Regions from separate parts of the Mus musculus genome. Here region 1 is linked to region 2. A link is a loop called in an ENCODE intact Hi-C map of the cell type or tissue named here. Cell type or tissue: left cerebral cortex. All regions are shown on one strand.

Region 1 (2,500 bases), 52 kb before region 2:
TTACCCGTATTCTGGACAGTTTGCTGGATGGTTATGACAACAGGCTGCGTCCTGGATTTGGGGGTACGGATTGTTTCAAAACATGCAAGTGTGCTCTGTCTGTCCGTCTCTGGTCTGCCTGTCTATTTGTGGAAATATTAGGTACGCCTCACGTGCAAAAATGAAAACCAGTCATTCTCTCGAGCGCCTCCCCCCTTTCTCTCTTCCTCTCCTCAGTGAGACCTATGACAAGAAGACCGCCTCCATCCGTACTTTCCCATCTCCCCGCCCCCTCAGGAGCTTGGCCTCCCCCACACTAATTACCTCTTGAGACCTGACTGCAGGGTGGGGGAGGCAGGGAAGTCAAAAATGAACTCCGAGCTGCTGCCCCATGCTTGCCTGGCTTCTGTGAGCTTGAGTATGGATTTTCCTTGACTCTGTCCACTTTGCCCAGGTATACATTGTTGCTCCAGAAGCAGCTGGCCTCAGGTCTTCTCCTCCCACGTGTCCCTGTCTCTGCCAAGGGTTCACCTGTGTTCTAGCTAGGACAGGAATCTGGGGCACAGAGCTGAAGCTGGCTGCTCTGCTGGGGAGCCCTGTCCTTCCTTTCCAGCTATCTTCTCACTTTCTTCGAGGAGCTAGCTGGTCTTTGGCCTTTCTCTTCTAAAGCTTCAGAAGTGATTATCTGTATTCCCGCCTTCCATCAATACCTGTGAAGTGCATAGTAGGGAGACACACATTCAAGGCGCATTTGTTCTCAAACCATAGTTCCTTTGCATATGCGGCGGTATCTATATGGCAAGCTTGCTGCTAGGCGCTGAAACCTGCAAGAACTCAACCTCAGTCCAGTTTAGCAGTCCTGCTCATCAGGGAGAAGTGACTGCGTAAGACTGCTTGGCTTGGTTCACTCTTCTGAAAGCAAAGTACTGCTCTTCCTTCTGTAAATAAGTTAGACCAGAGGACCCCAGACTTAAAACAGCCCAAAGTCCGAACTGATAGGAATGGTAACAAAGACAACCATTATTAGTGTGCTTCTTTAATTTCAACTAGATTGGCACTTTGTATACATCACTCTTAACTCTCATGGCAACTCCAAGGAAAAGCTGTTGCTGTCCCCATTTGACAGGTTTGGTAACTTGAGTTTATGGACTTGAACCCCGGGTGGAATTTTGTACTTACAGGACAAAGCTAGTGGATTGACAAAGTAGTAGACTGAGTTTAAAGCATGGTGGCAGGGGGCTCACTGCCTCCAGCTGAGCCAAGGGGGGAGGGTGAGCTTAAAGCATGGGGGCAGGGCTCTCTGCCTTCAGCTGAGGCAGTGGGGGAGGGAGAGAGTGGGAGAGCAGATAAAATAGGATCCTGGAGTGGGGGAACACATGGGATCTGAGATAGAAGGAGTGTGGACTGAGAGAGAAAGAATCATGGGGTTAAGTAGACTTGGATAGACTGGGGTGAGGACTAGGCAGAGGAGGACACTAAAGGAGATGATTTGCATGGGGCACATAGCACATCAGTGCTGAGATCTGGTCTCCAGCATTTCAATCCGTTTCTTTGCTTTTTTTTTTTGGGGGGGGGGGTGTAACTCTATAAAGTAGTGAGGTGATTCCTTTGGTGTCTGCATTGCCAGTGATAAAGATGGATGGGAAAGATGGAAGTTTCTCCCTGTCTTCTTCCCTGTTGTTTCTCCAGGTATAGGTTGCCCACACTACCTTTGCCTTCATGCAAATCTGAAGAGAGACTTCATTAGAGAAGTGAATCAGTTGTCAAAATGTGAGCTTTCCTAAGTGACTAGGAAATTATCATTTTAGATCAAAAATAGTTTTGTGGAGAATGTTCTAGATCACGTGATTACCACTTGACTCTGTAGAATGTCAATAGAAGAGGCTCTGTCTTCCCAGAAGGGTTTTTAAACTCACATTTTAAATACAAAAGTAGGAAAATATAGCTCATATGTACCTTAAATATTCATAAATGAAAGCACATTTTATAGCTGGTTCTATATGACTTTATTAGTAAGTGTTGAAAGTAAAAATATGTTCTCTTGGCTGTAAGACAACTTATTAAAAAAAAAGAAGAAGAAAGGAATCTGCTATATAGAAGCATTTTTACCATGTGCTCTCTCCCATAACACCGGGAAGACCATAAGAGAGTTAGGTTCCGTCAACTATAACGTGGCTAAGTGTCTCAAGTTGATTATCAGTCATCTTACTTGACATTGTTGAGTGATCTGCCTCATTCACCTGACCATTGCTATAAACCATCACGGGTCAGGGTTGCAGTTATCTTACTTTGAGTGTTAGCAGATGATAAATTACTAACGAAGTTACCATAAAAATTACAGCCTAATAGCATTGAAAATGTAAATGAGGAAAATACCTAATTAAAAAAAAATAAAAAACAAAACAAAACAAAAAATAACAAACAAAAAAATTTGCAGTCTAAGGGATATTTTCACCCTGCTCATAGATATCTGTGGTGAGACGATTGGCTCCTCAGAAATGGGCCGTTCTCTGTAAGCAGG
Region 2 (2,500 bases):
ATATTTTGGAGTTCTGAGAACATTTTTTTCTGGGGCAGAGTTCTCTGGAAATACTGAGAGAAGGTAGTGGAATAAGATGATAAGGACACAACTTCAAATGGCTATACACAACACCCCTTGCAATACCCTATCACTGGATGTTACTATTTTCATTACACCGTAGGATAGTCAAGCTGAAAACTCAAGAATTGTTTGTGAGGCATTGGGGTAAAGATGTCTTTCGGGTGATTTTGATTCCAGCCACTTTTACTGCCATCAAGCAAGATACCCTGGAAGTTTTATAGCTCAGTCCTAGGATCTCACGGGCTGCTGTTTTCCTGCCCACTGTTCTGGGGTCATTGGGTATGCTGTCCTCTATGAGGCAGTCTGTCCTAATCAACTCACCTGTACCCAGGTGCAAACACTGTGCCTGCCTTTTGCTAATTAGCATGTCCACCAGTATCTTAAAATTGACCAATTCTTTTTTTTCCCTCTTCGAGACACAGCAGGTGCTCCGTAAGTGCCTGCTGATTTTCTTTCCTTTTATCCTGCCTTTTCATCCTCTGTCCTTCTACAGTCCTCTTCCTTTCCTTCATCTCCCTTTGCTTCCCTTCTTTTCCACTGACATTCAACTGAGTGCAGCTGCTTTGGTGGTAGGCCATTTCAAACTGGAATATTTTAGTGCCAGGTGTGGATTTAATTGGACTTTTACTTAGAACACAGGCAGACAGTATTCAGGATGCCCTCCACCCCCAGTAAAAACTGCTGAATCACCGGTTCCAAAATCAGTGTAAAATATGTTCAGACCGTCCAAAAGCGGCATTTGTAATGCGATCCAGTGCCTTGGGGGAATGGGGTAAACAAAATTTTTAAAACAGAATGTTTCCATCAGTTCACGGTGAACACAATCTGCATTTCGCTCAGGCGAAAAATATCTTAAAAAGCTAGATAAAGGAAACGAAGGCATGAGCAACATGTTATTTGTAGGAATGACATACATTATCTCCTTGGCAACTGCAGGGTGGCATGCAATTTGGCAATCTGTGTTGTGTCATCTTGGATCCCTGGAAGTCACTGTTTCCTACAGAAACAAAGGAAAGAACAACATGAGAAAGACAAAAAAAATACTGATTTCAGTCTGCTAGAAAGGTACTTTTAAACCAAGGGACCAGCAGCCTTTCAAAGTATAACAAGAACTCAAAATGGCATTGCATTTTCTCTTATTAATTTCACAAGACTTTATAATCTGATTAAGTTTGGTTTCCTCTGATGGCTCTTTAATCATGCTTTGTGATGAAATGATAGCTTATGCCATGTATGTGGTCCTCTCAGCACTGCCAAAGGCTCTCATGCTTGTGCAAATTCATTTGTTCAGTCTTTCAAGAAATGTTTGTTGGATGCTTTGTTTGTGCCAGGTTCCATGCAAGGTATCAGGCTGTTTGGACTTCTTTTTATATATTACAACCATCCTCTCATGCCCACGGGATGTTGGCCATTGCTTTATTGGATGTGAGTCAACACTTTACCAAGCATCCACTTAGTTTCAGCTTTGAGACCCTGTTACATAAGAAGCTAAAATTTAGCAAACCACGAACCGTAGGACTTTCATAGCACTCCGTGGAATACAAAACAGTTCTCATGATGCTCTTTCTTTGGTCAGTGATTTCTGGGATCTTCCAGAGATGCCGTCAGCTAGTTTTTACCAGTAGCTTCAGAATAAATAGCTTCAAAATACAAAATAATAGTGACTGGTATCCAATATAATTTCATGTGTCAGGTAGTTTGTCAGGACTGAAATGGAATATTTTAAGCAAGGGGGATGCGGGTTGCAATGCAGAAAACCACAGTCTGAACATTTTCACTTCCATGGGATTCAAGGAAGTATTAACATTACACAGTGAAGCGAAGAGATCTTAAGGGACTAGAATGGGATGGCTTGATCACAGCCTGAAGATGATACCACTGCTTGCAGGAAATTAAAGCATCCTCTACTTGTTACTAGAATCACTGTAGATTACTGGAAGTCTTCACCTCCGCCCTTGAAATTCTGTGGGAAATAAGGATTGGGGGTTAATTAGTATTGGCAGTAGGGTTCAAAATTCAGTTCTCCACAGTGATGATGCTGCATCTTTCCAACTGCCTAGTGTCTAGCAAATTGCTTCTAGTGTTTATTCTCCATCCATTTTCAATTTTATCACAACAGAAAGTGAGGCATTTCTTCACATTGCTGGAGCCTATTAACAAATGACTTAAAGACAGTCTGCAAATGTCTACCAAGTCTCCTGAAATTGCCTGAAGGTTGACTTTCCTAGTAATTCAGGTGCTTTTCTACCTCTGAGGAAAAGTCACATGTCTCATTTTATAATTTCCACGTTAAAATAACAACTATATTTTGTTTCCTATAATTTCCTCCCATAGGGTCATATTTTACTATGTCCTTCCTGAGAGCATGATTTCAGTTTAAATTTTTCTTGGTTTTGTGGAGATATTCATGGAAGTTTTAAATAGCATTGCAGCTGTA

The links. Hi-C counts contacts between places; a loop is a spot of excess contacts. Peaks named below come from ENCODE experiments on the same cell type or tissue, not always from the same donor. Only the 100,000 strongest peaks of a DNase experiment are listed, where the experiment ranks them.
Region 1: a loop joins it to region 2, with 4 times the contacts of the local background. A loop is called at or near these places in 3 of 42 quality-filtered maps.

The regions. Positions count from the first base shown.
Region 1 is chr5:71,654,734-71,657,233 of GRCm38, reverse strand. It overlaps Gabra4 (gamma-aminobutyric acid (GABA) A receptor, subunit alpha 4), which reads left to right. Exons shown (of 9, transcript NM_010251.2): 2 at 1-63. Among named protein-coding and RNA genes, the nearest start is that of Gabra4, 2.3 kb to the left of the region's middle. In left cerebral cortex, no CTCF peak of the experiment used is centred here; DNase peaks (open chromatin) are centred at 269 and 1,240; H3K4me3 peaks cover 1,561 bases; H3K27ac peaks cover 731 bases.
Region 2 is chr5:71,602,819-71,605,318 of GRCm38, reverse strand. The region is part of intron 8 of Gabra4 (gamma-aminobutyric acid (GABA) A receptor, subunit alpha 4); the gene reads left to right. Among named protein-coding and RNA genes, the nearest start is that of Gabra4, 54 kb to the left of the region's middle. In left cerebral cortex, no CTCF peak of the experiment used is centred here; DNase peaks (open chromatin) are centred at 891 and 1,517; H3K27ac peaks cover 2,494 bases.